2 separate regions of the Homo sapiens genome follow, and region 1 is linked to region 2. Evidence: chromatin loops called from intact Hi-C (ENCODE). Cell type or tissue: dorsolateral prefrontal cortex. All regions are shown on one strand. Links, peaks and the distances in the headings refer to the core of each region. The heading gives the core; the rest is flanking DNA. Region 1 overlaps TVP23C-CDRT4 (TVP23C-CDRT4 readthrough). Region 2 has its middle 46 kb from the start of TEKT3.

Region 1 (16,208 bases), core at 4,525-12,524, 110 kb after region 2:
TTTCCAAATATGTCTGTACTACATTTAATGACTGAATTTTTTTCTTCAGCCATGGAGCTAGAAGCTGCTGAACATAAAGGAACAGAAATATTCATGGTCTATGCTGGTTCCAGGCATAGAAAGCCCTAGAAATAGGTTAAACCATCAAGAGTATAGGAACCACAGCAACCAAAGAAGAAAACTAAAAATCAGCCTTGTCACTGGGTTTTGTGTCCTTTTGGAAGAGTGTCTAGGTGAAATGAAATCCAAAGAAAGCCTGGTAAGAAAGAGGCACACCAGGGCAGACCCCCAACCCCTGTTTATGATGAGTGGAAATGACAATGGTGACAGGAAATACTGCCTCGGCATGAGAAGGATGACATTTACACCCACAGCCGGGTAGAGGGCACGCAGGACTGGACCCCACAACTTCCCCTAATTTGGAGGTACACAGGCTGGAGGCTTCCTGATGGAGAAAATCAGAATTACCCCATGCCAGTCTGAGAGCCCAGCCCCATCACCCCATAAGCAACATCAAAGCAAGGCTGTCTCCACGCTTCTCCACCCTTTAGTGACTTCTCACTAAAAATGATGGGGTCAGGCGTCTTTACAGTATTGGACTGGCTTCCCCGACCGAAATAGGAACTCTGCTAACCCTATTGGAATATAAGCTCTGTAATATCCATGTCTGTGTATTCCTTGCACACTGTTGTGTCCTCAAACCTAGAAAAGTGCCTGACACAAAAGAGGTACTTGCCATTCTTTTGTTTACTCGCTAAGAAACCAAATAAACAGAGAAGTGAAGACATAAATTTATTCACCCGGCACCTGGGGCATCTGTCACAGAGAAGATGCCAATGGGGACATGAGCTCCTCATGCTGGGGCAGCCGCCAGCTCCAGCCTCTGCCCCTCCCTGCGTAACTCTGAAGCTGCTGGGCTGGGAAACCAGCATCTTCTGGAGAGGTTTTAACGGCATCCAGGTAAACAAGGAGAATCACTTCTGGGGAGACCAGCCAGAGTCAGGTTAGATACGGTTTTTATTTCAGGATAAACACGTGAGGAAGAAAGCATAAAAACTGTGAGACATTCTAAATTAGAAATGCAGAGATGATCGAAAGATGATGGGTAAATAGAATTACATAGATGGAATTCATATATATACACATATATGTATTCATATGTATATGTGTACGTATATGAAGATATATATGGTACAGAATGCAAGAAATATACAATGTTGCCTTCTTCCCCTCAGATCATTTGTTTTGTTTCTGGCCAGTGAAAAAATTATATGAAAAAAATGGAAATTCCTTCTCTTTATTTGAATGGCTTCCCATAAAATATGAGATTTTCTACATGGAACTGAAACGTTAAGCATGTAAGGCTCTCAGCTGCAAGAGAGAGTTCTATAAGTTGAATTGCGTCCCCAGAAAAGATGTTGAAGCCCTAACCCCAGGACTTGTGTATATGTGACCTTATTTGCAAACAGGGTCTTTACAGAGCTAGTTCAGTTAAAATGAAGTCATCAGGGTGGGTCCTAATCTGGTATGGAGTCAGAAGAGGGGGAAATTTGGACAAAGAGATGTGCACACAGGGAAAATACCAGGTGAAGATGAAGACAAAGATTGGGGTGAAGCATCTACAAGCTAAGGAATGTCAAAACTCACCAGCAAACCACCAGCAGCAAGGAGAGGGCCATGGAACAGGTTCTCCCTCGCAGCCTTCAGAAGTAACCAACTCTGCCAACACTTTGATCTCAAATTTCCAGAACTATGAAGCAATAAAGTGCTGTTGTTGAAGACATCCAGCTTGCGGTACTTTGTGATAGCAGCCCAAGGAGCATAATACAGATAAGCACTGGCTTAAGCACAGAAAGCAGCAGCATCAGGACTCAGTTCATCCAGGTTTCTGTAAGTTCTGCTTTCCGCAGTCTGGGCTCCACTCCCCAGCAAGTGGTCACTATGTGGTGGAAGTGGTCACTACGTGGTAGCCCCCAGAAGCCCCTGACTTACAACTTCCCAGTTTCAAGTCCTCTCTTGGAGGAGGGCTTCTCTTCCCAGGAGTTCCAACAAAAGACCTGAAATCAAGTTTTAGTGACTTGAATCTTGGGGAAGGGGCCAGCCTCCACCACACCACAGGGTCTGAAAGAGGGATGAAGATTTTTCCTTGTGGAAAATCATTACCAATTATATATCATTACCAAAGAAACAGCGGGTGGAGGCTGAATGCCAAACATGCAAACACACGAAGGTATCTGGAATACATTTTAACACAAGGGATCTGTGCATCCATCCAATCAACAGGTATTTATTGATTCATTCATATTTCATGAGTGACTATTATGTGCCAGGCACCATACTAGTAGCTAGAAATAAAACATATAATGATCCCGGCTCTTATGGAGTTTATATCCAAGCAAGGGGAAATAGTTGATAAAATACAAACCTAAAATGTAAATTATATAGGATATTAAAGGTACTGTCAAGCTCTAAGAGAAAAGAAAATGTAAAGCAAGTTCAGGAAAGTGTCCAGTTTGTGATGTTTGGCAGGCAAAACACAGCATGCTTCATTAAAAAGTAACAGTGAAATAAATATCTTTTAAAAAATGAGCTGGAATAACTATATGGGTATCAGAGAGAAGAGTGTTCCAGGCAGAGAGAACAGCTTGTGCAAAGGCCTTGAGACGGAGAAGTGCCTGGAAGTTCAAGGAACAGCAACAAGGCCAAGCAGCTGAAACAGAGAAAGCAAGCGGGGAAAAGAGTGAGAGATGAGGTCCAAGGTCACAGGAAGCCAACTCACATAGAGCTTTATAGGCCAATGTGTGGACTTGCACTCATGTTGAACGATGTGGGGAATTGTTGCAGAGTTTTGAGCAGAGGAGCGGCATGACCTGATTTGCATTTGTAAAGGACCTCTTTGGTCCCTTGAGAAGGATGAAGGAAGAAGATCAGTTAAGAATATTTGCACTGATTCAAGCAAGGGATGATAAGGGCTGTGTTCTAGATATGTTGAAGATGAGATTGACAAATTTCTTGATGAATTGGATATGAGATGTAAGAGAGAGAGGAATCAAAGATGACTGCAATGTTTTCAGCCTGAGCAACTGAAAGGGTTGACTTGCAATCATTGAAACAAGAAAGGATGCAGGGAGAGCAGATTTGGGGTGGGATTGGATTAGGAGTTCTGTTTGGAATGCATCAAATGTGAGGTGAAGAAGTTCAGGAAATGCCACCTGAAAGCTGATGCTTTGGTGTGCCGATTACTTTTAACTGAGGGCATTTGGGGAGCAGCAGATGCAGGCAGAGGCTTTCTCTGAGCTCCCCTTATCTGCCTAAGGACAGATCCTCCAAAAGGAATTCAATTGTCATGAATTCCTTCCCCAGGAATCTCATCAACCAGGGAAGAACACAGGAAAGGAGATAAGATTGACACCAGCACTGACAGACCATCACTTACTCCTCTCAGGCAACGTTTATTACCTGAGAGACGTTTAACAAGACAACATTTATTTGCCACTCATTTCCTCCCCTCACCCTCCCATAACTTGTTCCGCTACCACCCCCCAGAAGTTCCAAGTCCCTATTCCTTTCTGTAGCTGAGGATGCTATACAAGCTTCAATCACTTAACCTCTCAAGTCTCATATTTTGTGGGACTCCCATGTCCCACATAATTAATGTATTAATTAATTAATACATAATTAAACGTAGTTTTTCTCCTGCTATTCTGTCTTATGTCAATTTAATTCATAGCCCAGCCAAGGAGCCTAGAAAAGTAGTGTCTACCAGAGAATTGGTGAGTAGAGAGGTCAAGCAAGAATAAGCAAACACCTAGAGGGCATTTGGGCTGCAGAGATGAAGTTTTTAGTAGAGACAGGGTTTCACCATGTTGGCCAGGCTAGTTTCCAACTCCTGACCTCAAGTGCTCCGCCCACCTAGGCCTCCCAAAGTGCTAGGATTATAGGCGTGAGCCACCACACTCACCCTAAAATAATTTCTTAATAACTCCTACCACACTAGCATTCAGTCCATTGCAAGAAGATATTTGAAACTTAGAGACTGGGTGAGGTCACCTAGGAAGTATATATAGATAAAGAGAAACCAATCTGAGTCCTGGGGTGCTCCAACATTTACCACCTCCACGGCTATCACCCAGGCCCAAAACATCCTCAACTACATTTCAGCAGCCTCCTAACCAGCCTCCCTGGTTCCACACTTGCCCATCTCCATTTATCTCCACACAGCAGGCATAGTGGTCCCATCAAAATCAGATCCCACCACTCCTCTGCTCAAACCCTGCAAGGGGCATGCAGATGTGGTACATCCATATAACAAGATCATATTTGTCAATAAAAAGAACTCGGGTACGGATACATGTTCCAATGTGGATGAACCCTGAAGATATTATCCTGCATAAAATAAGCCAGTCACAGAAGACCCTATATCCTGTGGTCCATTTACGTGATATGACCAGCATAAGCAAATCTGCAGACAGAAAGTACATTGATGGTTGTCAAGGGTTAGGGGAGAGAGGAATGGGGTGTGACTGTTAATAGGGATGAAGTTTCTGAAATTACACAATTCTATGAATATACTAACAACCACTGAATGGTACACTGGCCATGAGTGAATTTATGGTACATGAATTCTATCTCCATAAAGTAGTCCCGCCTTATCCACAGGGATTACATTCCAAGACCGCCAGTGGATTCCTGAAACTGTGGATAGCACCAAACCTGATTGCCATTAGTCAGAACGTGGAACATGTTTCTGTTCATGTCTTCTACCCACAAATTTAATGCTTTTTCCATCTTAACTAAGCACTTGTCATACATCATGGTCATAGCTTTTGCAGTTTGAATTGCGACAGCAAAACTAGTAGGAATTTCTTTTTCCTGATTCACAATTTCACAGTTTCACAGATAGAACATTCGTTCTTTTTCTTTCTTTTCTCTTTTCTTTTCTTTTTTTTTTTTTTTGAGATGGAGTCTCGCTCTGTCACCCAGGCTGGAGTGCAATGGTGCAGTCTCGGCTCACTGCAACCTCCACCTCCCGGGTTCAAGTGATTCTCCTACTTCAGCCTCCTGAGTAGCTGGCATTACCGGTGCGTGCCACCATGCCTAGCTAGTTTTTGTATTTTTAGTAGAGACAGGGTTTCACCATGTTGGCCAGGATGGTCTCAATCTCTTGAACTCGTGATCTGCCACCTCGGCCTCCCAAAGTGCTGGGATTACAGGCTTGAAGAAGGTTCATTCTTACTGTAGAACTTAACAACGTCAGCAGATGTTTTTTTTTCCGTCATTGAGAACTTTCACCTTTTCACTTGAAGGAAGCACTTTATGACTTCTCTTTGGCATATCTGAATTGCCAGCACTGCCACTCTTGCACCCAGGGGCCATTACTAAGTAAAATAAGGGTTCCTTGAACACATGCACTGCAATGCTGCCACAGTGGATTTGATAACTGAGTCAGCTACTAAGTGGCTAAGAGGTGCAATTTAAAATATGAATTATTTCTGGAATTTTCCATTTTATGTTTTTGGACCACAGTTGATGGCTGGTAACTCAAGCTGGTAACTTTTGGAAAGCAAAATTGTCAATAAGGGGAGGGACCACTGTAGAGCTATTTTAAAACTCTGCCCTGGCTCCCCCTACTATGCAGACAGAAGCATCATCATTCAAAGCCTCACATTCTACCGACGCTCTCTCCCCAATCTCTGATCTTCACTTCTCCTACTGTCCCCCTCCTGGCTCCTCCTGCCCCAGCCACTGTAGCCTCCTTGTTGTGCCTCAAACATGCACACTACAGACGCAAATCTTTGCACCTGCTCCTCCTTCTCCCTCCATTTATCTATGTCATTACTATGACATATGTCACTACTTTACCTCTCTCAAGTCATCATCCAAACATCACCCTGTCACTTGCCAAAGCGGCCCTCCTGGCAGCCCACATCTGCCCATGGTGGTGGTATACGCTCCCCAATCACTTTCTTGCTTCATGTTTCTTCATTATCCTTCTGATTATTTAGGCCACTAGATACTTATTCATTTTGTCTATTACCTGCAACACCAACTAGAAGGTAACTTGCACAAGGGTGGGAATTTTCACTGGATGTATTCATTGTCGAATCCACAGGACCTAGAACAGAGGCCAGCACCCAGAAGGCACTCAATAGACATCTATCTTCAGTGGTTATGTGGTTATTTCTGTGCACTGTCTTATGGGCAACCAGATTTCTTTTCTGAGGTTGTTTGTTGTTTGGGGAGATTTTGGGGCCTTGCAAGTTTTGTACAATGAATATACATTACTTAGATAGTCAGGAAAAAATGTTATATAAGGGGGAAAAGTCCTACCACTGCTGCCACTGCCTGTGGGATGCAATCCTGAACTCCTTAGCAGGCGCTGGCTTTTCCAAAGTCAAAGCTCTTCCTCCCCTCCCTTTCCACTGCCCTAGGTCAAAATGAATCCAGTGGAGTCCTGGTTCCCCGAGATGAAAGTAGATGTTCTCTGAAACAAAAAGAGAGAATTCCCTGTGCTTAAAAATGGTTAAACAGGTTTTGTCGTGTTTGGTTTGGTTTGCTAAGAGCCTGCAGTAAGCTTTGCACATCGTGGAACTCTAAGAAGGCCACATAGTGGGATACCCACCCTGACATATTTGACCCCAGAACCTCCTCTTTTACTGGCTCATCTCCAAGGACTCGAGTTCCAAGGAACAAGTCCCAGGGACGTCGCCCCCATCAGACAGGACACTTGGCTGTGCAGCAGCCCAAGCTCCTGGAATCCTCTCCCCTCCTCCACCTGTAGAAACTCTACCCATGCTTCACAAGACAGTCCTGCTTGTGCCCTATCTAGGAATCCTTCTCTACTCTCAGCCCCTCATTCCCCTGTGTTTCTACAGAACATCACATCTATGATGAAAGCTCTTATCATGGTCATTGCTCCAGCTGTCATCAACAGCTGTCATCAACTGGTGTCTTCAACACCAGACTGCAAGCCCCTCGGGTGCAGCAATGGGGCCTCCTCCACATGGGTTTCCCAAGGGCATGGTGTGATGCTGGGCTCTGGGAATGTTTATGCCCCAGAACTGCCACTTTGGAGGCAGGTGGGCCTCCCTTCTTGGGGTGAGCAGCCCAGCAAGCAGGCCGGCGAGGAGCTTCATGCAGCATCCTTTCCGCTTCCCCTTCTCAGTATCTCTGCCTAGGGACAGAAAGTCCCTGGAAACCTAGGGGTGAGGATCTTGGGTGTCTTTTTCTTAGCTGTTCTCTTTATCTTTGGAATTTCTTTAAAAGGCTGTTTTTTAATTTAATTTTTTATTTTTATTTTCATTTTTATTTTTTTTTGAGACGGAGTCTCACTCTGTCATCCAGGCTGGAGTGCAGTGGCACAATCTTGGCTCACTGCAAGCTCCGCCTCCTGGGTTCACGCCATTCTCCTGCCTCAGCCTCCCGTGTAGCTGGGACTACAGGCGCCCGCCACCATGCCCAGCTAATTTTTTTGTATTTTTTTTAAAGACAGGGTCTCGTTCTGTTGCCCAGGCTGGAGTGCAGTGGCACAATCACAGCTCACTCTAGCTAATTAGAAAAAAAAAATTGTAGAGGAGGGGGTCTCACTGTGCTGCCCACGTTGGTCTCAAAATCCTGGCCTCAAGCCATCCTCCTGCCTCAGTCTCCCAAAGCACTGACATTACAGGAGTGAACCACTGCATCCAGCCAAAAGGCTGTGTTTAAATCAGAGGACCCGGTATCTGGAATTAACCTGGCCTGGCTATGATGGTGTCATATTGAGTCTGGCATCTTCTGTTAACTTACTGGTTGGCAAAGGAGCTGTTTGGAAAATAAAAACTGCCTTCTCTGTGGGAAGAGGGTCGATCTGCTGTGGGGGTTGGGGGGAGTGGAAAGCACCTTAGATTGAGAGTCAGGAAGCTCACATTTGAGTTTTAACAATGTCACTAACATTATAAAGGTTTAGGGCAATCACCTAACTCTTCCAAAACTCTAGTTCCTTAATTCTAAAGTGGAAGAATTTTAGGGATCCTTCACAGCTCTAAGACTAAAGATCAACTTAAAAAGAATAACCCTTGGGGTATCTATTTGCAGAGAACTGTCTTTCTTTTTCCTTTTCTTTTTTTTTTTTTTTTTTTTTGAGATGGAGTCTCGCTCTATCGCCAGGCTGAAGTGTAGTTGCGCAATCTCAGCTCACTGCAAGCTCCGCCTCCCGGGTTCACGCCATTCTCCTGCCTCAGCCTCCTGAGTAGCTAGGACTACAGGTGCCCGCCACCACGCCCGGCTAATTTTTGTATTTTTAGTAGAGACAGGGTTTCACCATGTTGGCCAGGGTGATCTCGATCTCTTGACCTCGTGATCCACCCGCCTCAGCCTCCCAAAATGCTGGGATTACAGACGTGAGCCACGGTGCCGGGCCTGCAGAGAACTGTCTTTCAAAACGTTCTAGTGACCACATAGTACAGTCTCACACAGGGAGGCTCCGTGGCCTCCACCACCAGCCAGCAACGTCAGAGGGGATTGTTCACGCCCTTGCTAGTGTCTTCCAAGATGGTCCTTTGAGAGGTTTGTAGTAAGTTTGTAGAATACTGGTGAGTCGGTCAGGGACAGCTTGAGTATGATTCGCAACCCCCAAAACCACCTCCCTATGGGCAAACCGTATCCACAGAGCACATTCATAAGCCTGATTTAAAATACTCGCTCCTTGTGCCTCAGCCATTACTCTCTTTCTGTCCAGGTCTCTTATTCTGACTTAGTGGAAAATAAGGTTGTTACAGCAATGGCTCCATTCGTCCTGTGGGCAAGAAACTCATGGAGAGAATTAGTCAATTCTTCCTGGACATTCGGGAGCTTCTGGGTGGAGGGAAGACTGCGAAGCAGAAACAAACAGAAATCCTAGAGAGGCAGTCATCTGAGCATTCGTCACAGGGGCACTCCTAGGATCCACCCTCAGAAGCCGTGAAAGGCCCATTGATCTGGCTGGGGCAGGGAGTGGCCCTGAGCTGGTGACATCTCAGGCGAGGAAAGGCACAGATGTCTGTGCTGGCTGTGATAAGAGGCTTCTCAGGAAATCTGAGTCACCTCGGGCCGGCTCTTCGAAGCATAGAGGCCCAGCAAGCACCACAGCCTGGAGGCAAAGCTTCCTGCTAGCCCTGGGACCCTGGGACTTTGCATTTCCTGTTGGTGTCCTTTGACTTGGGCAGCCACCACCCCTGGGAAGTTTTCCAACACCCTCACTCATGCATTTTGAACCTGGTGTTCACAGCTCTTTGTCTCTGCTCATCTCGCTTTTGTTTCCTCTGGAATGTTCCAAGCCCCCTGCATCACCCCATGCCAGGAATCTGACATCCCAGAGTGGAAGCCGGCTTCATGTTACTCACCCCACCCTGTGATTTCCTGATGGAGGATCCGGAGACCTGAACTCTGGTCCAGGTTTACAGACAACTCATAATCATGGTTGAGGCCCCTTTCTAGGCCTTACTGTTCTCATACTTTTAACTGGGGATGGGGGCAGGATGGGAAACTTTTGGAAAAACAGACTTTTTAAAACTGGAATGATGCTAGACATTTATTTGCTACTACCTGCTGGCTGCTGCCTGTCATTTCATCATTACATAGAAAAGAAATGCTCCAACATTTTGTCATGCATTTACTCCTTGGTATAAGGGAAGGATTCAAGAAACGTCTTATGGAAGCAAAAATAACAGTAAATTATGCAAAGGCACTGGTTCCCTTCAGGGGCTGGAGTAAGACTGGTGAGAGTCGTGGGAAGGGAAGAAGCACAGAGAGAAGATTCCACTTCACGCATATTTTTTAGGGTTTGGCCTAAATAAAAGGACTTTCAGAGATTATAAGAGAATATTTGTGTTTAAAAAAAACACGTTAGATAAATTTAATAGAGTTAATTGAGCAAAAAATTATTCAAGAATTAGACAGACTCAGCACACCCACAGTGACTCTGGTGCATGGTCGGAGAGGATTTATAGACAGAAAAAGAAAGTGATCTACAGAAAACAGAAACAGCTAGGCTGCTTACGGCTCCGTGTCTGCCTGATTTGAACACAGTTTGAGCAGTTGATCGCCTGTGATTAGCTGACACTCAGCTGCTCTGATGGGCTGACACTGGGCTAGTGGCTACAAGCCTCGGTTACAGTCTCTGTACACATCCAGTTAGGTTATCATCTGCACAGCGGAATGTTTAGGTGGAACTTAAAATATGTAAGGAGGCAGCTTGGGCTAAACTTGTTAACATTTGCTAGAGAAAAAAAAAAACATCTGGGAGTCAACCAATCCATCTTTGATTTCTCAACTATGGAGACCACCACCTTGAGCATCTTCTCTAAGGTCCCGTAGCCAGGAGTAATACCTGGTATCTTGACTTCATAGCCCATGACATTGGACAAGCCTCTCAACCTCTCAGGTCTCAATTTCCTCAATTGTCAAACAAGGATGACAGTAGGATTGTGGGGAACTAATGAGTATATTTACTCGATTTTGAAACAGTAGGTGTGCAATAGATGTTACATTGCCATCATCATCATCGTCATCATCATCATCGTCATCATCGTCATCATCATCATCATCATCTCACTATCACTACAGCTGCTGTTCCTGCCACCCAGGTCTCCCAGCAGCAGGTTGTCCCCTAGAACCACACCCAAACCATCCTCCTAACCAATGCTGTGCACCCTTCAGTAAGACTTTTCAAAAATGGACATAAAACAAAATAGTTCTTAAATGAGCCTACTTCTATTTTTCACATCCCCATTTCCCCAAGACGTACCTGTGCTCCAGATGGAAAACCATCAATTACAATCCTGCTCCTTCTGCGGCAGGGCAATGGGGAGTCACCCAAAGGAGCAGCGATGCTCAAGCCCCCCACAGAAGGACCCCCAGACTCCCAAAGAGAAATGGACGTGAACGTGGGTGAAGTCTTGGGCTGATCAGAGAGCAAGCAGGGCCAAGGGACATGAAGACAGGTGTGTTCTTAGAGACTGGTCACAGGAAGGAGCAGACTACCTGCCCCCTGCCCCCTAGTCCAAGCCTGGTTCTAGGTTAGAAGCGAATCAGCTGGAAGAGGAACAGCTGCTGAACAGAAAGCACAGCCTTGTGCCCTCCCAGAGAGCAAGGCATGGCATGCACAGCCTGCCCCAGGCTGCTGCCAGGGCCACCGCGGGGGGTCAGCTTCCATTGCTGAGCTGTGCTACGCCCTGGGAGCACCAATCTTTGTCAAAAGAATGGATTTGTGCAGCTAAACCCCACAGGGCCTGGCCATTGTGGACCTGTCTGTCTGCATTTCAACTCTGGGCTTCACTCTTTGGTGAATGTGAATCTCCAGCGGCACAGGCAGCCAGAACAGAAACGCCACGCAGTCTCACCCTGTCATGCCAAGAGCTTTGTCCGCTTTGGGACAGAGCCCTGTGCTGGGAGTCCATTGGGGAGACTCACAGGGATCCAGAAACCTGCTCCTGCCCTCAGGGAGCCTGCTGTGTAGCCTGGAGAAGGAACTCATAGGCATTTGCAGTACTGTCTATCTTGGGGTCTGTCATTCTCATCTAAATTAATGTTAACAGCACTAACTTAGCCTTTCTTACATGGGTGTGAAAACCACCAACATTCCTGGTATTAGGAGGTGGGCCTTCAGGAGGTCATTGGGTCATGAGGCTGGAGCTTGATGAAGGGGATTAGTGCCCTTATAAGGGGATAAAGAGACCAGAGCAAGTGTGCTTGCTCACTCCCCTTCTCTCCCTCCCTCCCTCTCTCTCCCATCCTCCTGCTCTCTCTCCCCTACTCCTCCCTTTCTCCCTCACCCACCCCCTCTTCCTCTTTTCCTTCCTCTCTCCCTCCCTCTCTCCCTCCCCCTCTCCCTCTCTCTCTCCCTCTCTTCCTCTTTCCCTCCCTCCCTTCCTCTCTCTCTCCCTCCCTCCCTTCCTTTCTCACTCCCTCTTCTCTCCCTCCCTCCTCTCTCTCTCCCTCCCTTCCTCTCTCTCTCTCCCTCTGCAGATGCCTGGCCATCTGCAAGCCAGGCAGAGGGCCTTCACCAGACACTGATCTCTGCCTTCCCATCTTTCAGAACTGCAAGAAATGAATGTCTGTTGTTTAACCCACATCTTGTTACAGCAGCCCACACTGGGCAAGATAGTGCTATCCAAAGAAAAGGTAACAAGTCCAATTATTCACTACATTTTCACATATTTGAAAAGCGTATGCAAACAGTGTGTTCCCAGTAGTCCTTTTTTTTTTTTTTTCTGGAGACAGAGTCTCGCTCACGCCTGTAATCCCAGCACTTTGGGAGGCTGAGGAGGGCGGATCACGAGGTCAGGAGATCGAGACCATTCTGGCTAACATGTTGAAACCCCATCTCTACTAAAAATACAGAGTGGTGGTGGGCGCCTGTAGTCCCAGCTACTCGGGAGGCTGAGGCAGGAGAATGGCGTGAACCCAGGAGGCGGAGCTTGCAGTGAGCCGAGATCATGCCACTGCACTCCAGCCTGGGCAACAGAGCAAGACTCCGTCTCCAAAAAAAAAAAAAAAAGAAAAGAAAAGAAAAGAAAAGAAAGAAATTATATTAAACCACTCCCTGGGAAGTCAATTAATTTTCTGTAGAACAAGTGCAAAATAATACTTACCAAGAAAAAAGCTCATTAATTTGGTCACTAAGAGAAGAAACCAAAATATAGACACATCTTCTAAATTATACCCAAGTAGCAAAAACAGTACACACTGTTTGTAAGATGCTGGAAAAAGAGACTCCATGATAAATGTTGAGCTTAGCATAAAGCAGTTGGCTTTTATTCTAATTTATTAATAGGCAAATTCCTTTATCAGATGATATTGTTGGATACTATAATATCAGTAATACCACGTATAAGAGCACTTACTACTGACAGTGACTGCAGATGTTTTCATCTGTAATTTGTCTAAGCCAGTGCTTCTCAACAGGGGTCAATTTTGCCCCCCAGGGGACATCTGGCTAAATCTAGAAGTATTTTTCATTGTTACAGCTGAGGAGGAAGAGGGACAAGAGAGTGCTACTGGTGTCTGTGTGTCAAAGCCAGGAAATCTGCTAAAATCCTACAGTGAAAAAGCCAACCCCCAAAAAGAATTTTCTGACCCAAAATGTCAGTGGTGCTGAAGTTGAGAAACTCTGATCTCAACCACTAATACACAGAACATGAACCAGCTGTATGAGGAGAGACAGAGGAGGGGATGGGGGGGGTGGAGGAGAGGAGGAGGGAAAATGATAAATGAAGGTCTTGAAGACTTTTTGTTCTTTTAAAATTGATGCTGTAGAAGAAGAGATGTTGTTGTAGCTAAGATAATGATTACTTTCTGATTCATGAAGCTCAGAAGGCATCTTGCCCTCCATATGATGAAAAGCTAGATATTGGTACAGCCTGCTTGATTAGCAGAGGTTAGGCCAACAACTGACTGTCGAAATAAATCATGAAAACTGGGGATATGGTCACATTGTGGTCACTGAAAGTTCATCTTTTAAACTTCTCTTGCGAAGAAATGAGCCCAAGTTCACGATTCTCCTTTCCCACTCAGAAGAATGCAGTCACTCAAAGGGAAAAGTACTTACTTGGGGTTTTGAAAGGAGAACTCAAGTTAATTTTTTTTTCTTGATGAAAGCTATGTCAGGAAAGGCCATTTTTACCACTTCAAGTTAGCTTAACGTGGGTGATATATCACATTGATATTTTGAAGATGGATTTTTCAAGGCAAAAGCAACATTCCCACTGGGAGGGAATGGAGTTCAGAGGTGGGCTTGCTGCCATTTGGGGGCTCTCTTATCCACCTCCTAACTTCGTGCTTTGTAGTTAACCTTGTGAGAGAGAGCAGGGGGCAGGAGGCCTTCTAACAAAGCTTAACTGTGTTAAAATAATTAATTGGGAGGCTATCAGGCTGAGGCAGCTGCAGCATCTTGGGTTCCTACGTAAGCAAATCAGAACCCAACTCAATGCAAGCAGTGAAATAAAACGTAAGCCTAACCAATCAGAAACAGCCAACTAACCTCTATCTAGGGACTCTCCACTTTAACCAATCAAATATTTTCTTTGTCTTGCTTTCTTAAACACTTTATGAAAGGTTCTCCTGAAGCCGCTGCTGTGTAGCACCCAAACACCTGTCATCCAGTGCTGCCCAGTTCATGAACTGCTGAATGCTCAAATAACGGTGTTAACATTTTAATGCGCCTGAGTTTATCTTTTAACAACTCTTTTGCTTCCCCTTCATCTTTCTCTCCTCCATAAGAAGCTTCTAATCTCAAGTGATAATATTTCAACCCCACAATGGGAAAGAGACCAGCCACCAGGAGAGTGGAGTAGACAATCCTGCATGGGGTATCCAGGCTTCTGAGCCTGAAGTAACTTCATAGAGTCCCACACACCCTTCAGGGTTAGGGAGCAGCCACATGTTTGTTCTCCCATGTAGCACAGAGGGGAGCAGGGATGGAGCTGAGAGCCAGCAGACCTGATGTGTGAAGGCCAGGATGCCAAAGCAGATACAGTGGGGACCACATGACTCAAGACCAGACAGGGATAAGGACACATCACTGGGTACCAGTGCAGACCTATTACATCCCTATGACTGACATCTCTCACCACTACCCCACTCCACCCCTGCCCCACTGTTAGATAATGGGTGTCCGAACTCAGATACCTTTCCTGAAGGACACTGGGAGGTGGAAGAATTCTAGACTTAAATTTAAGAAAGAAACACAGAAAATTCTTGAAGTGACTGAGTTCTCAATTGGTAAGACTGTGCTTTCTGGTATTAAGTGAAACTGAACCTCAGGATTGAGACTCTAGTCTCTAGCAATGATAGTAATACTATAATGATTATAATAAACAAAGCTTCCTTTCTTGCAAAGCCAAGTTACAAGGCTTGAAAATGGGAGCCAACCCCCACCCACCCTACACACCAAATTTGTGCAGAAATGTAGAGGCTGAAAATAAAATGTGGATTTTTATTCTATAGATGGGGCAAACAAAGCTCAAGTGCGTAAATACTTACCCTGGAGTCACCAACATCAGACGATTAAAAACCAAAACCTGAGGACAGCTATTTTTGCCTTGGCTTTCATTCTAACTACCATACAAGCACGTGCTCAATGACTATGCAAGAAGTGCTTTGGCCTCAGAGACATTTGGAGAGCACCGAGAACAAACATCTGTAATTTAGAACGTTTCCTTGGAACAGATCATTTGAGCGTTGGGGTCTTCAGAAGCACTAGAAGTTCCTTTACAGAAACCAGGGTGAAGGCAGGAACTGGAAAGAGGAGGTGGTTAAAAGAAGCTGGAGTTCTGAGAAGCCTGTGGATCCTTTTCAATAGAAGAAAATAAGCAGTTTCAGACAAGTTCTATCTTGAAATTTCCATACAGATGCAAGTTCCCAGAAAGCAGCAAGTTAATCCCAACAAGTGATAGCTATAGTCAAAGCAAGTCTTTTTCTCCTGGCAAGGGGGAGAGGGCGTAACTACACAATTCCCATCATTTTTAAAGCCATCCTTTAAAGCTTACCCCAAAATTATACACACACCCCACTCACATAAATCAACTACAGAGCTCATCAAACCTTAGAACTGAGAAGTGTTTCCAAAATTATCCAGTCTAGGGACCTCATTCTGCAGATAAGGACTCAGACACCCAAAGACAGTGTGCCCCACCCATTGTTACCAAGTCAGTTAGAATTGAAAATAAAACTCTGGTCTTCTAATTCCTAGTGCAGACCACTTTTATCCATTGCTATCATTCTAAAAAAAAAAAAAAACAAAAAACAAAAAAACAAAAAAAAACTGGTGATGCTGTTTGTTTGTCCAGTACTGACTTTCTCCAATATGACAGCAGGACACAGCAAGGAAATAAAACATAACAGTGTAATTGGAAAGAGGTAAGTGGACAAGAGACTTCAGTCAGGTGGGCACTGGCCCCTGAGTGAGGAATTAAGTTGGTTCCAATAGTCTGGAGCAGTGGTTTCCAAATGTTTTGATCACAAGTCATTAAAAAGTTTGGGCATTAAACTTTTTAATGACGTGATCAAAACATTTGGAAACCACTATATATAAAAACATATATATATGTGTGTGTGTGTATACATATATATATATAGAGAGAGAGAGAGAGAGAAACATAGCAAAAGATAGGGAATTTTAAAAGATGATATTTTTAAAATAAATTTTAATAGAAGTTGACATGATACAGGTGAATCTCTATAACAAATATATC
Region 2 (14,750 bases), core at 94-8,093:
GCACGCATCACCACACCCAGCTAATTTTTTGTATTTTTGTAGTAGAGACTGGGTTTCATCATGTTGGCCAGGCTGGTCTCAAACTCCTGACCCCAGGTGATCCACCCGCCTTGGCCTCCCAAAGTGCTGGGATTACAGGTGTGAGCCACCACGCTGGGCCAGGAGAAGGTTTAAAGGTAGTTCCAACTGAGGAGTAACTCTCCCATTCTGTTTTAGAGTTTTCATCGTAATGAAACATTTTGATACTGTTGAAGTTCAGTTATTTTTACAAATATTAATATATTGATAATCAATAATAAATACAGTTAGTTCTTGTCATCTTGACATTTTTGCCAAGCAATAAGTACAAAGCCTTGTTTCATATATGTTTTCTTTTAAAGACACCTAGTTTATACATGTTGTGGATTCATTAACACTGACTTCATGTCTAACTGCACTATCACTCATGCCCAGACAAAGCTTATCTAACACAAGCATTTTCTCCATAAGGCACATCGCACCCTTCTTGCACTTAGGAACACTAGACGGCATTTCAGCACTACGCTTGGAGGCCATTAAAAACAATAAATCACCAACGATAAGCACAAAAAAAGTTAAAATATTGTACTAAAATACCTAAAATACTTCACAAAGGACACTCATTTACAGTATTGAGAGCCAAAACAGGAAAGCAAAGACTTTGTTTACATCTCAGACACTGACATTTTTTTGCCACTTTGTTGCATATGTGTGTCTGTGAAGCCGAACAAAGGGCATGAGTATGAATCTTTTTTTTTTTTTGAGACTGAGTCTCGTTCTGTCTCCCAGCCTGGAGTGCAGTGGTGCGATCTCAGCTCACTGCAAGCTCTGTCTCCCAGGTTCACGCCATTCTCCTGCCTCAGCCTCCCGAGTAGCTGGGACTACAAGCATGCGCCACCACGCCTGGCTAATTTTTTTTTTTTTTTTTGTATTTTTAGTAGAGATGGGGTTTCACCACGTTTACCAGGATGGTCTCGATCTCCTGATCTCGTGATCTGCCTGCCTCGGCCTCCCAAAGTGCCGGGATTACAGGCATGAGCCACCGTGCCCTGCCTGAATCTTGAGGTGACAAATACATTTTAGTGACCAGACCAACTCACAAATACAGAATCCGCAAATAATGAGGATTGATTGTAGTTTGAAAGCTATGGTCTTGAATAAGGAAACAGAATAATACACACGTTGAGAGCAAGAGTTTTAGAGGGAGACTACCTGTGCTCGAATCCTGGCTTGACCACATACTAAGTGGCCAAATTCTTCTTCATGTATTGGCTTTATTTCCTATGAAACTGGACAATAAAAGTACTCACTACATAGGATTGGCATGAGGACTAAAAGAGTTAAAATATATAAAGTTCTCAGAACTGTGCCTAGCATGGAATAAATGCCCATAAATATCAGCTGGTTTTCTTCACCTCCCTCCCCTGCCCTGCCTTTCTTGAGGGAGATAGAGAAAGAAAACCCCAAACTGAGAAGACCCCATTCTGCGTTTCCATACTTGAAAAAGCAGAAGCAATTCCCCCATTTTCCATCTAACAAAGAAAAAAATCAAATAAAGCATTAGAATATTCAGTTGGATAATAAATATGCGTACTTGTGAGTTTCTAGAAGTTTCTGAGACTATTTCCCCATTCACTTCTGTAATAACTTATTTCCACTGAACTTCCATATATCATTTGCTTTTTATGAAGCTTGATACTCTGCTCACTGGAAGAGTAGGAAATGGGAACGAGGCTGATGTTTACACAATGTGTGGCCATACCTTTTTGGCCCAGAGCTCAAAGATATGATTCACTGTGTCATACATAGCTGTTTAATCCCCAGAGAAGTCTTCAAGAATGCACCTGCCTTATAGTCTGGACCATGTAGCAGAAGAACCACCATCAGATGACACCTCATCCACATCACAATTCCATTTTCTTAGAGAATAAATAAACTCCTTTTCATAAGATTGAATTTGCAAACTGATGTGTATGGCTAGAGAGTAGCTGAGAATCAAGAGATAAGAAAACGTACAAATAACATCATTAACAGTAATTTCAAGGATTTATTACTAAGAATTAATAATATTCACTTTAAGTTTACTTTCATCTAGTAAACAAGATTCTTGAAGGTATCAAAAGAAAGAAGATTTCTGCTTAGAGTTGGTGTTTGGAAAAATAATAATAATAATGAACTTTATTTTTCCCACCATCCCTTATTAACATTAGAGCTGGCCCTGTCCCTCTTTCCAAGGATGATTGAGGTGACCAAAGAAGGACGAGAGCAAGACAGTTTGCAGGAGATGGCACAAGGCTTATAAGGGAAGTTGCTTTCAGCCCAGGAATGGGAAAAGATAGCCACATACATTCACAGCTTGCATCTTCATTTGAAATTACAGCATCAGATCACCTAGGAAATAGTAGCACAGGGATAGCAAATACATCAGTTCACCATATCAGCTCGCGTTCATTGGTGGTGATCTCTGGAGCCCTGTTGGGAAGGGTTCTGCAACCGAGATCTGTGGGACACAGTGCCAAAACATAAATTGGTAAATTATGACTCCACCTGGGTGCTGTGGTGCTTTTTATGCTGTGATGCTCCACCTGATGCTTTTTATGCGTCCGCTCATTGCTTCCTCACAATGGGCATGATTAAGATTGCCATTTTATTGAAGAAACATGCACAAGATCACATTGATTAACAAAGCTAATTGCTAATACATGTCCTTGGATATTGTCAAGGTGTTTTTTGGTCAGAACCCCCTGGCTGGGAGCCAATACATTTGAATATAGTAGCTCCTTGTTATACCACTTGATAGCCATGGGACCTTGGGCACTTTTCTTTAACCCTTCTATACCTCCACTTCACTTAATAGAGGTGATAAATAGTTCCCTATTGCAGGGTTGCTGTGACTACGATAGTGTTGTGGAAAGTCTTAGCATAGTGCATGGCAGACAGTAAGTGCCCAATAAAAATGTCAGTTTTTATTATTGCCATTATTAGCTTTCCAGGGTGCACTGAGAGTCACTAATGCTGCATTTCTGGCCCCACCCAAGCAGTTAGCATCCAAAGTCCCTTGATGGGAACATATTGCAGACTCAGCCAAAAGGGATGTAGCTCACTCTTGGTGGATAAACTTTTATCAGACTAAGTAAAACTGCACCTCAGGCCCAGATCATATGTCTTTATGGAAAAATCATCAAACTATACCAAACGGTGCAAAACTCCTTTACCGATTTCCTTAGGAATTATATCAGGTATATAATTGGAATATATGTTATTTCATTTTATGTATTCCATCTTTTCCCGTGAATTGATCACTCCTGCCATCTTGGGGCTCCAGCAGCCTGCCCGCAGCTCTCTCAAGCACTTGTCAGATTTTCCTGACCCAGTGAGGTTGGCATCATTACAACCACTTTAAAAATGGGAAAATTAATGTTTTGAGAGAGTAAGTAAATTTGCCAAAGTCCACAGAGCTAGCAAGCAGCAGACCCAGGCTTCATCCCAGGCACCAAAGCCTGTTCCCTAAACCAAATGGTAGACTTCTAGCATAACCTTTGCAGTGGCTACATCTTGTATCCATTGTATCCACTGTGACTGAACCAGTATTTATTTGGCCAATACCCCATTATTGCGCATTTATAATGTTGCCAGTTTTTCCACTATTATACCTGTGACATCAGATACCCTTATATACTCTTTGGTTATTTTCTTAAAACAGTGTCCCTAGGAGGGGAATTGCTGGATTAAAAGGCTTGCTGAGTTTTTTAAGTTATTGATAAATAATGACAGATTGGCCTCCAAAAATAATCTATCATTTAAAACTCCCACTAATGATAAATGAGTGTTAATTTCCCTTTTCTTTATTATGTGTTCCTTTAATCAACAAGAAACTTAAGCACCTATAAATGAACCATAGTTCATTTATATGTGCTGATTTTTTTATTATTGTAATAGGTGAAAAATTATACATTTGTTTAGTGGTCCTCCAATAATCCAAGAGAAAGGCAGCTAAGAAAATTCTACGGAAGAGGAAACAGATATGCTGTGAGTTTCAGTAGCACATCCAAGGTCGCGCAGCTGGTGAGGACAGAGCTGGGATTAAAGCCATCCAGCTCCAAAAGCAGTGCTCTCGCCCTTCTGCCTCCCTGCCAACCCCCTGGAACCAAGAGTATCCAAGGGTTTTTGTGCAATTTCCTGTCCCTTCCCCCACAAGCTGCATATTTTGAGCAAAGTCAGTAAGGGGAAACAAGGGGAAGAGCTGACGGAAGAGAAAGTCGAAATGGGGTGATACTTTACAAGCTTCCAGGCTAACTTGAATGTCATGGATATCCTGATTCTGTCTGCCTGAGGAATCCCAGCAGCTGATAGATGCCAAGGCGATGGCTCTACAGTCCCGTGGCAAATGATATCGAAACTGAATCAGACTCTAGAAATCATCTGCACAAAACCCTTCATTTTTAAAATGTCAGTACAGAAGCCCAGAGGGAATGGCTGCCTGGCACCCTGTCAGGTGCTGAGTGACAGCAGCAGAGTGATTAGAATCTGGGGCTTCTTAAGCTTCAGATCTGTTCTCCTTCCTTATATTCTTTTCTGAACAAGCTCAGATGGCTCTTGACCCTTTCCACTAATAACCAGCCCTCTTCTCATCTTGGCAGTCCCAGTACGAGAAGGAAAGGCGAGGTCCCTGTCAGGTATCTGGGATTTTTATCTCTATCTCTCACCCTTCACAATCCTTCTCATACAATTTAAAACTCCTCTGTTGAAAAAAAAAAAAGAAAAAGAAAAAGAAAAAGAAAAAAACAACAATATTCCCAGCCCTCTGGGAGGTCAAGGCAGGAGGATCACTTGTGCCCAGGGGGTTGAGACCAGCCTGCGCAACATAGGGAGGTCTCATCTCTACAAAATAATAATAATAATATAAAAATTTTAAAAGAAAAAACCACCAACAAAACCACAAACTGGAAAAATGTTTGCAATTCGTATTCAGATATATATGCAGATATTAATTCATAAGGAGGTCATACATAAATTTTTGAAAGATAATTCTATGAAAAATGGCAAATGGAGATAAGCAGCCATTTCAGAAAAAAAGAAACACAAATGGCCTTATAAGAAGCAGAGTCTCACTCATAATTAAATTCAAATAAGAATAATAGCAATTACTAAATGATGAAAGAGCAAAAAAAATGATAACTCATTTTAAATAAAATTAGCAAACGTTTAGAAAATACCTGTCAATCTTTGGCTTCTCTTGCTTCTTTGTCGTGTTGTTCCAGTAACAGAAGGAAATGCTTGCCAGTATTTGCTTTACTGGTTAAACAATTTAATCTCTCTTGTCTTAATTCCAGTCAAATGAATAGAATAGTTTGTTTTTCTCCCAATAAATAAAATAAAACCCAGTTCTCATAAGGAAAAGATGTTTACTTAAAGCATAGCTTGCCTTGCCACAGACTAGGAGAAAATATTTGCAATACATACATCCCATAAATGATTTGTATGTCCTTATATAAAGTACTCTTATAACTTAATAAGAAGAAAACTCAATAAAAATTGACAAACTAGTTGGACAAACACTTGACCAAAGAAGATATGCAGATAGCAAATAAACATATGAAAAGATGCTCAGCACCATTAAACCATTATGGAAAAGCAAATTAAAACTATAATGAGCTATCACTACACATCCACTAGAATATCTATGGTTAAATAGACTGGTATACCAAGTGTTGGCAAGGATGTAGAGAAACTGGAACTCTCAAACTTTGCTAATAGAATGTCAAATGGTGCAACCGCTTTGCAAAACAGTTTGTCAGTTTCTCAGAATTGAAATATATGTTAAGAGTATAAAAAGATAAATTAGAGACTGGGAGAAAGTGTTTTCAAACCATATATCTGGCAAGACTACCATCTAAAATATATAAAGAACTCCCCAAATTAACAAAACAAACAATTTGATTAGAAAGTGGGTAAAAAACATGAACAGATATTTCACTGAAGAGGATGGACAGAAGACACATAAGCACATGAAAAGATGTTCAAAACCATGAGCCAGGAGGGAAATGCAAATTAAAACCAAAATAAGATCTCACCACACGCCTATCAGAATAGCTAAAATAAAAAATAATGACAACACCAAAAGCTGGCAAGCATGTGGAGAAACTGGTTTAGTCACACATTGCTGGTGGGGATCTAAAATGGTACAGCTGTTATGGGAAACAATTAGGCAGTTTTTGGTTGTTTTTGTTTTGTTTTTTGTTTTTTTGTTTTTTTGACATGGAGTCTTGCTCTGTCGCCAGGCTGGAGTGCAGTGGTGCAATCTCGGCTCATTGCAACCTCTGCCTCCAGGGTTCAAGCGATTCTCCTGCCTCAGCCTCCCAAGTAGCTGGGACTACACCACGCCCAGCTAATTTTTGTATTTTTAGTAGAGACGGGGTTTCACCATGTTGGCCAGGATGGTCTCGATCTCTTGACCTCTTGATCCGCCCTCCTGGGCCTCCCAAAGTGCTTGGATTACAGGCGTGAGCCACCACACCCGGCTGGCAGTTTTTTTAATAAAATTAAACATACGACTACCAGAGAACCCAGCAGCTGCACTCTTGAATATTTAGCCCAGAGAGATGAAAACTTATTTTCACAAAAATCTGTACACAAATGTTCATAAGAGCTTAATTCATAACAGACAAAAACTAACAACCAACTGTCCCTCAACTAGTGAATGATTAAAAGGCACAACTCGCATGTGCAGACTGAGATGAATGTGCAACTTAGACGAATCTTAAGGGAATTATTCTGAATGAAGAAAAGTCAATCCCAAAAGGTCACATACTGTATGATTCCAATTACATAACATTCTTGGAGTAACAAAAATTGAGAGATGGGAACAAGTTAGTGGGTTCCAGGGCCAAGGGCAGGGCTGGGTCGCGGGGAAGGGAGGTGAGTGTGGATGTCATGGGCGCACACATGATCCTTGTGGGACTGGAACTATTTTGTATCTTCGCTGAGGAGGTGGATACATAAACATACACATGTGATAAAATTGCATAGAACTAAGTACAAATCTACAAAAATGAGTACAAACGAGCTAGGGAGATCCAAACAAGATCAGTGGATTATATCAATATCAATATCTTGGTTGTAACATTCTACTATAACTTTGTAAAATGACACCATTGGGGGAAAATGAGAAAGATATTGTTTTTTACAGTTGCATGTAAATCTATAATTTTCAAAAAATTAAAAGTTTAACATAAAAATATTAAACGTACTCTTACCATATGGACAAGCCATTTCATTTCTAGGTAATTATCCCAGAGCGATGAAAGTTTATGTCTACATGACAATCCCAGATCAAGGAAAGCCTATGTCTACCAAAACCAGTGCCAAAAAGTTTATAACAGTGTTATTTCTAACAGCTAAAAATTTAAAACAATCCAAATGTTTCTCAATAGGTGAGTAGATAAACAAATTGTCGCATACCCATACAATGGAATCCTACTCAGCCATAAAAAAAAGAAGAAACTATTGCTACACACAACCACACAGATGAATCTTAAAATCATTATGCTTTAGTAAAAGAGAATACATACTGTAATGTGTGATTCTCTTCGTGTAAAATCCTAGATAATGAAAACTAATCTATAGTGCCAAAAAACAGATCAATAACTCCCTGGGGAAAGGGTTAGAGCAGGAAAGAGTGGGAGGGAGGGATGACAAAATGGGGCAAGGAAATTTTGGAGTGTAATAAATATGTCCATTATCTTGATTTTGTCACAGATATATATGCATGTATAGTATATGAAGAAACAACAAATTGTTTATTATGTATCACATATACCTCCATAAAGCTGTTAAATGAACAACAATAACAACAGCACAGCTTGCCTTAAAGTTTTCCATTTCACCAACATACCCGGCACTATTCAATTCTTTCCAGTATCTCTTGCCCCAGCTCTTGAGGATTAGGTTCCTTACAGCGGTGTGTGCTTCTTGACTTGCTGAACTGTTACTGCATGGATTTCCTTCATGTTTCTATATCTTCCTATCAGATCCTCTTAGGAGTTTGTATCAAAAGAACTGGAAATAATAATAATATCATCCCAACAGACTCAAGGCAAGGAGAACAGAAGCTACTGTCATCTGTCATGGAGAAGGAAACTCGAGCTCAGAGCAATTGAATGATCCAGGTAAGATACAAGTCCAGGGCTGAAGCATCCTGGTCCAGTGCCCTTTCTAGCACACCTCATGGAACAGGGGAGAATCCTTTTCCTTCTTTCCCCTTACTTGAGCCAGGAAGGTCAGGGAATTATTGAAACCTTCGTGAGATGATTCCCAAGAGAGGAGGGGCTGATCATCTAATTGATCTGTCTGAGTCTGAGAAATTCATCGGGTGAAATTTGACAAGAGGATGGGTAGTCACTGAACGAAATGTGAAGGATATCCACACATGGGCTCTCTTTCCAGTCCTCTGCCTCCAAGCCTGGGTGATTATGTCCAGTCCCATCTACTCTGGACAGACCATCCTAGATCCGAGGAGCAGGAATCAATGAGGTCTCCTGGATCAAAGCTACATTCAACTGTTCAGTTTTACTGGGGAGCTCTGCCTTGGGAGTGAGGAGGATTTGGTAGGTTCTTATGTGTTTCTCACTCTGTCTTGGCAGGGAGAAGGGGTGTGTATCAGAATTCAAGCATTAAAAGCCAGTTTGCAAATCCCTAGCTGCAAATCTCCATGGCTCTGCCATGCCCCACCTCCCGCAAAAGCCCAAGCCTTGCCTGCAGCTCGGGCGCTACTTCCCTTTTGGGAGAGAGACGCAGAATCTTAAGTAAGGTTAATTTTATGATCCAAGTGGACTCCTCAGAGCTTCTCAAATGGGGTTAGTGTGGCAAAAGCTGCTAGTTGACTACATTAACCCTTCCCTCCTTGGTAACAGAACTCCAAATGTGTACATTGTTAACTTTAAAAAAATAGACTACTTCCAGTCTTCCCTGCAGTTAAGTATGGCCTATGGCCATGAGACCAAGTTCTGGCCACTGAGACATGAGTGGGAGTGCTGTGTTGGGCTTACAGAAGGAAGGCTGCTTAAAAGAGCTGCCCGATATGAGAGGGGCTTGTCTTTCCTCCTTTCTGTCACCTGGAATGTGGAGGTCTTGGCTGAAGTTCTGTTAGCCATCTAGGACTAAATAATGAGGGAGCCACGTGCTGAAGATGGTGCAGCAGAAGATAAGAGCTTGGCATCCTGATGCCCATGAGCCCTCCAGCCTGAATCACCCACTTCTGGACAATGTGTGTGCGAGAGAAATAAACTTCTATCTTGTGTAAGTCACTGTTATTTCTTGGGTTTCTGTTGCATACATCTAATCCTAATCTTAAATTAGTGAGCCTTCTCTCTTTCTTCCCATAGCACTTTGATGGCTCATTGGGTTCTGCTGGATTATCTCTTTACACATATTTACATTTCTCTACTAGTCTATGGCTTTGGTAACAGAGGGGACCATATATTAGTCATCTGCAGGTGCCTGGTACCTTCCTGCCTTGCACACAGCAGGTACCTTTTGAATATGTTTGAATATTTGAAGGAGAGAAGGTCCAAGATAAAATTCAAAAGCTGTCTGGAGTTGGAATGTCCTATAACCTTCACCCCTGGGGTAACTCTTGCTCCTCTATAGACGATTCATGAAGACCGGCCCCAGGGTTTTCCTTGCTGGCAAACTCAACTAGCGGGGCCCAGAAAGAAGGGTGTAAAAAAGCCATTGTTGGCTCCCCTCCCACCCATCCAGGACCTTCCCCCTCACTCACAGATGACAAAGCCAAGGCTTTGTTTAGGCAAAGTGCAGCATTACATTTCTGACCTCTTGGTCCCCAACCAAAACTCTAGAAATGGAGAGAAAAAAAAGTCTCCATTCCCCCATTATTCCTTGCATATCCAAGTCAACATTTATTTAAAATATCCAAACACTATTTTGGTATAGTTTTCTCCCTCTCAGATTTCTACCCTGGTATTGAACCTTCTATCTCCTCTTCTATCAGCTGCACATTCAACATTTCCACCTCTTTATTTACTACTCTCCTTTTTTCTGTAAATGAATTCATTAAATAAAATTATGTTGGAGGCACCCAATTAATGCTTCACATTGTACAAGGTGCTTGGAATATGAAGACAAAAAATATCATTCCAAGTTGGGTTTCTCCACTAGATGCAAACAAACAAAATACAACTTGGACGGTAGCTATCCTGGCGCTCAGTGCCACACACAGTGGTGGCCTTGAGGAAGGACCCCCTAAGCTTTTCCCAGACAGTTGGGAGAGGCTTTGTGGAGACAATGGAAATCGGGCAGACTCTTAGAGGACAAACAGGATTTCACCAGGATAAAAGGGGAAGGACAACGATTTTGTGCAAATGTGAGTCGAACGAGAAATACCCTATACGGTCTGAGCTCATGCTGAATGAGGCAGATTGTGGCAAGAAGAGGGATGGTCAGAGGTGCAGCTGGATTGATGGACAAAGGCCAGGCCAAGCAGGGTCCAGGGAGCATTATGTCCCAGTTTGCACTTGCACCTGTAGGCAGTAGAGAGACATGGAAAGGATTTGTGCAGTGGAGAACTGAAGTCCTCACCATTATGTCCCACTTTAGAGCAATCTTTCTGGCAAGAACATAGAGGATACACAGAAGTGAGGCCAGTAGCAGGTAGCACCCATGACGCTCTCGGTGAGAGGTGGTGGACGGGTCAGCATTGGAGAAGGATGGATCTAAGAGATATTGAGGCCTTGGAAACAACAGGACTCAGTGCCCACTGAATGTGGGGGCTAGTTTGACTGTGTGAGAGGGTGCCTTATTGATAAATGCAAGATAGAAAACACCCCATTTTTTCTCTTTTGTTTTCATATTATCCTACCTGAAAGAAGAAGAGGTTACAGATAGAGGGAGACATCTACGTGGCACAGGCAGCTCTCAGCAGAGGCTGAGCAAGGGGAGATGCCAGCCCTTCATTGTATGCTGCCCAGCCCTCCCCCTCCCTCTCCTGACTTCAGGCTAACCCATACCTATCTCCGCCTTCCTAAGACCTGACTTTTGCCCAGATAATCCTAATCTCTAATTTTGAGAGCCTTTCATTTCCAGATGATAACACATGGTGGACGATGTGCTGTCTCCATGATGTGAGCACCCAAGAAACAGGGGAGTTGGCACTTGCTTCTTTACTGACAGATGGTCAAACGCACAGTGGTCAGCACCTGTGAATCCCAGGGGAGGCCCCAGCTGGCCTGAACTCCAGTGCATGACAAGAGGGATGAGAAACATATCACTCTACAGGGCTCTGGCAGCATCCGGAACTGGCATACCATTGTCGAACAGAGTCCAGGGGTGTGTTGGGCACAAAGACGTGCCACACAGATGACCACGGGCCTTGGGGCTTGGACAACTAAGAGAGTTGCCTGGGCCAGACCCATGCTCCAGCCAGCACAGTTCCATCCTGGCAGTGAGAAGGACTTCCTATTTGTACTACCTGGGGAAGAAGAGAATTTGTGGGTAAGTTGACATGGTTTGGATGTTTGTCCCTTCCAGATCTCATGTTGAAATATGATTTTCATGTTGCAGGTGGGGCCTGGTGAAAGGTGATTGGATCATTGCAGCAGATCCCTCATGAATGGCTTGGCACCATCCCCTTAGTTATAAGTGAGTTCTCATCCAGTCGGTTCATGCAAAATCTGGTTGTTTAAAAGAGGGTGGGACACACACCCCCTTGCTCCCACTCTTGTCATGTGATATATCAGCTCCCTCATGCCTTCCGCTATGATCATAAGCTTCCTGAGGCCCCACCAGAAGCTGATCAGATGTTGGCACTGCACTTCCTCTACAGCTTAAAGAACTGAGAGCCAATTAAACTTTTTTTCTTTATAAATTACCCAGCCTCGGACATTTATTATAGTAACACGGTAACAGTTTAACACACAAGTTGAATCCCTCTTAGGCAGAAAATAAGAAGAATACATTTTCATATGAAAGCAAGTAAGTTAGGCATTCACACCTTGCTTGATGGAGATACAGCAAGGGGTCCAGGTATGAAAAGTCTTAGACTCCTTCTGCCTCTTCTATTCATTCATTTATGGGAAGTTCCAGTTGAAGTCTAACCATGAAGGACCCTGACCAGGAACCACGGACCCCTCTGGATTTGGCAAACTGGACAGATTATCCAGAGCCAAGCTGAATACGGTGTTCTGGCTGCTGCAGCTAAAACACTGTTGTCAATCCCAGAAAACTGTCGAGGCAACTGCCAAGGACATCTCCCAGCTGCTGTGTCCTCAAGCTCCAGTGAGAAGGCGTGGGTTAACTCTTTAAGTCTGGCTCCTGACTCAGTCCTTTAGGCTTGCCCGTGGGCACTCCCTTGGATTCAAGACTGGGCGTGATGCTTTTTGCCCTGTGACCACAAGGTAGTAAGATGTGTTCATAACATCCTAGAGGGTTAGGGCTGGAGTTGACTTCATCGTGATGTGGCTGAGGCCTTTATTTTATAGAGGAGGAAGCTACAGCAGAGAAGAGATGTGACTCATTCTATGAGCTAAGAACTGTGCCCTGGCCAAGTAATGCTGGTGTAGCCAAAGATGTGTGGTCCAAACATCATCTAGAAAGTGTGTTTGTGTTTATTCAGCTCTCCATTGTGGAAGGAGACAGGGAGGGGATGCATCTGACAACTTCAACCAAACCCAACACTGGTGTGGCCCATAGTGGAGTAATATGTCTCCCAGTGAATGCAAGACAACCTCTAAGCCTAATTTTTTCATTGCTCTGAGTATTTGTTCACAAAACACTCTTGACTACTAGATCCCAAGGTGTCTTGATCGTAGAACACAAGTTCCTTGGAAAGTGATATGAAGCCATAGAGATAGATATCCTACTATAGCCTCATATTCATTGGCATATCAGGCCCTTACGAGTTTGCTAAATGTGAATTACTTTTCCCAGAGTGAGATGATCCTTGTATCCATCCTTCTGCAAGGGTGACCCCACAGGCTCTGCCTGGAGGAGCCAATGAGATCTTCTCACTCTACTACCTCTCAATGACAACAAGCAGCAGATAGCTTCTCTCATCTAGTGGATGTTAGGTGATTTTGGTTAGTGTTGTCTCAGAAAAGTAGTGAGTGAGTATGCCTCATGCACCACCAACCATGAACACTGACCATATATAAGGAGGCAGATCATAGAATCCCATTCTTTATCCAGTAGCTGATTAATCTTCAGATGCCCCCAATGCCCCATTCTCTACCCCTCATTCTTCTGAGTGATCCCTCTTTTCTCTTCTTTCTGTGCTCCAGTCTCCAATACGTTTTCTTATTCTTCCTTTCCTAATAAAATGTCTCTCAGAAGAATTATCTGAAAAATGCCTTGGGGGCAATATCTGAGGCTCTTTTCTCTCCTCTCCATTCCCTCTGCCCCTGGCTTTATTCATTCCCGCCCCTTTCCACACCCAGATATTAAAACAGCCCTGCAACCGGTTTCACTGCCTTCGTTGCTATCCGACTCAGCTCTGTTCTCATCAGGACACTTCCTTACCTAGATACAGTCAGTGGCTCCTCACTGCATATGGAATAGATTCTAGACTCCTTCATTCATTGTGCAGAGTCTTGCACAACCTGAACTCAGTGGTTCTTTTTAGTTTCATCTCCTTCTCTTTCGCCTTCATTGGCCTTCCCTCCGGCCAGCACATCCCTCTGTGTTTTTCCAGTTCTTACTTACACAGCCTTCCATTTCCTGGCTTCATGCTCAATCTGCTTGGAATATTTTTTCCCCAACCCTCACTTCCGTTTATCTAAGTCTTACCCATGTGTATGAGTTAGGATTCATTAGGAACAATAGAGACTAGAAATAACAGGTTTAACCATGATCAGAGTTTGTTTCCCCTCATATAGACATTTGGAGACTCAGGCTCCTTCTAGTCCATTGCCCCATCATCCTTAGAATGGTCCAGGATGGGCCAGGTGTGGTGGCTCACGCCTGTAATCCCAGCAATTTGAGAGGCTGAGGTGGGTGGATCACGAGGTCAGGAGTTCGAGAGCAGCCTGACCAATATGGTGAAACCCCATCTCTACTAAAAATACAAAAATTAGCCATGCATGGTGGTGTGCACCTGTAATCCCAGCTACTCAGGAGGCTAAGGCAGGAGAATCGCTTGAACCCCAGAGGCAGAGGTTGCAGTGAGCCGAGATCACACCACTGCACTCCAGCCTGAGTGACAGAGCAAGACTCCATCTCTCAAAAAAAAGTCCAGGATGGAGCCTAGAGTTCCATTCACTACATCTGTTATTTCATGAATCTGGGTGCAAAAAAAAAAAAAAAAAAAGATAAAGAAAAAGAGGAAAAGGTGTGTACCAGCTGTCTTTTGGGGAAAGTTCCTGGAAACTGACAGTTCTAACATTTCAGCTTACGTCTTTTGGAACTTAATCATGTGATCATATCTAGCTACTACAAAGGCTAGGAAATGACTCGATTCCAGGTGACTATATTCCCAGTTAAAAATTAGGTGCTCTATCATTGTAGACAGAGAGAACAGCTCTTCATGTCTGCTGCACCCTTGTTCAGCGCTACCTATCCTGCCCAATTTTGTTTCTGCACCACCTCCTCCACAAGCCTTCTTTCCATCTCCTGAACTCCTAGAGTAGTCTCTCTCATCTTTCCTCCTAGCACATGACACTTCTTACCCTCTTATGACCACCTATGTTCTTTTATTATGTCCCCTGCTGACCTATGGTCAACTG

Evidence for each region. Peaks named below come from ENCODE experiments on the same cell type or tissue, not always from the same donor. Only the 100,000 strongest peaks of a DNase experiment are listed, where the experiment ranks them.
Region 1: a loop joins it to region 2, with 2.2 times the contacts of the local background. A loop is called at or near these places in 7 of 110 quality-filtered maps.

Annotation. Positions count from the first base shown.
Region 1 is chr17:15,481,851-15,498,058 of GRCh38, forward strand. The region is part of intron 4 of TVP23C-CDRT4 (TVP23C-CDRT4 readthrough); the gene reads right to left. Among named protein-coding and RNA genes, the nearest start is that of CDRT3, 19 kb to the left of the region's middle. RefSeq lists enhancers at 8,496-9,695, 8,985-9,279. In dorsolateral prefrontal cortex, for the core only: no CTCF peak of the experiment used is centred there; a DNase peak (open chromatin) is centred at 8,961; H3K27ac peaks cover 3,142 bases.
Region 2 is chr17:15,380,116-15,394,865 of GRCh38, forward strand. No RefSeq gene overlaps it. Among named protein-coding and RNA genes, the nearest start is that of TEKT3, 46 kb to the left of the region's middle. In dorsolateral prefrontal cortex, for the core only: no CTCF peak of the experiment used is centred there; DNase peaks (open chromatin) are centred at 4,106 and 4,481; H3K4me3 peaks cover 1,118 bases; H3K27ac peaks cover 1,378 bases.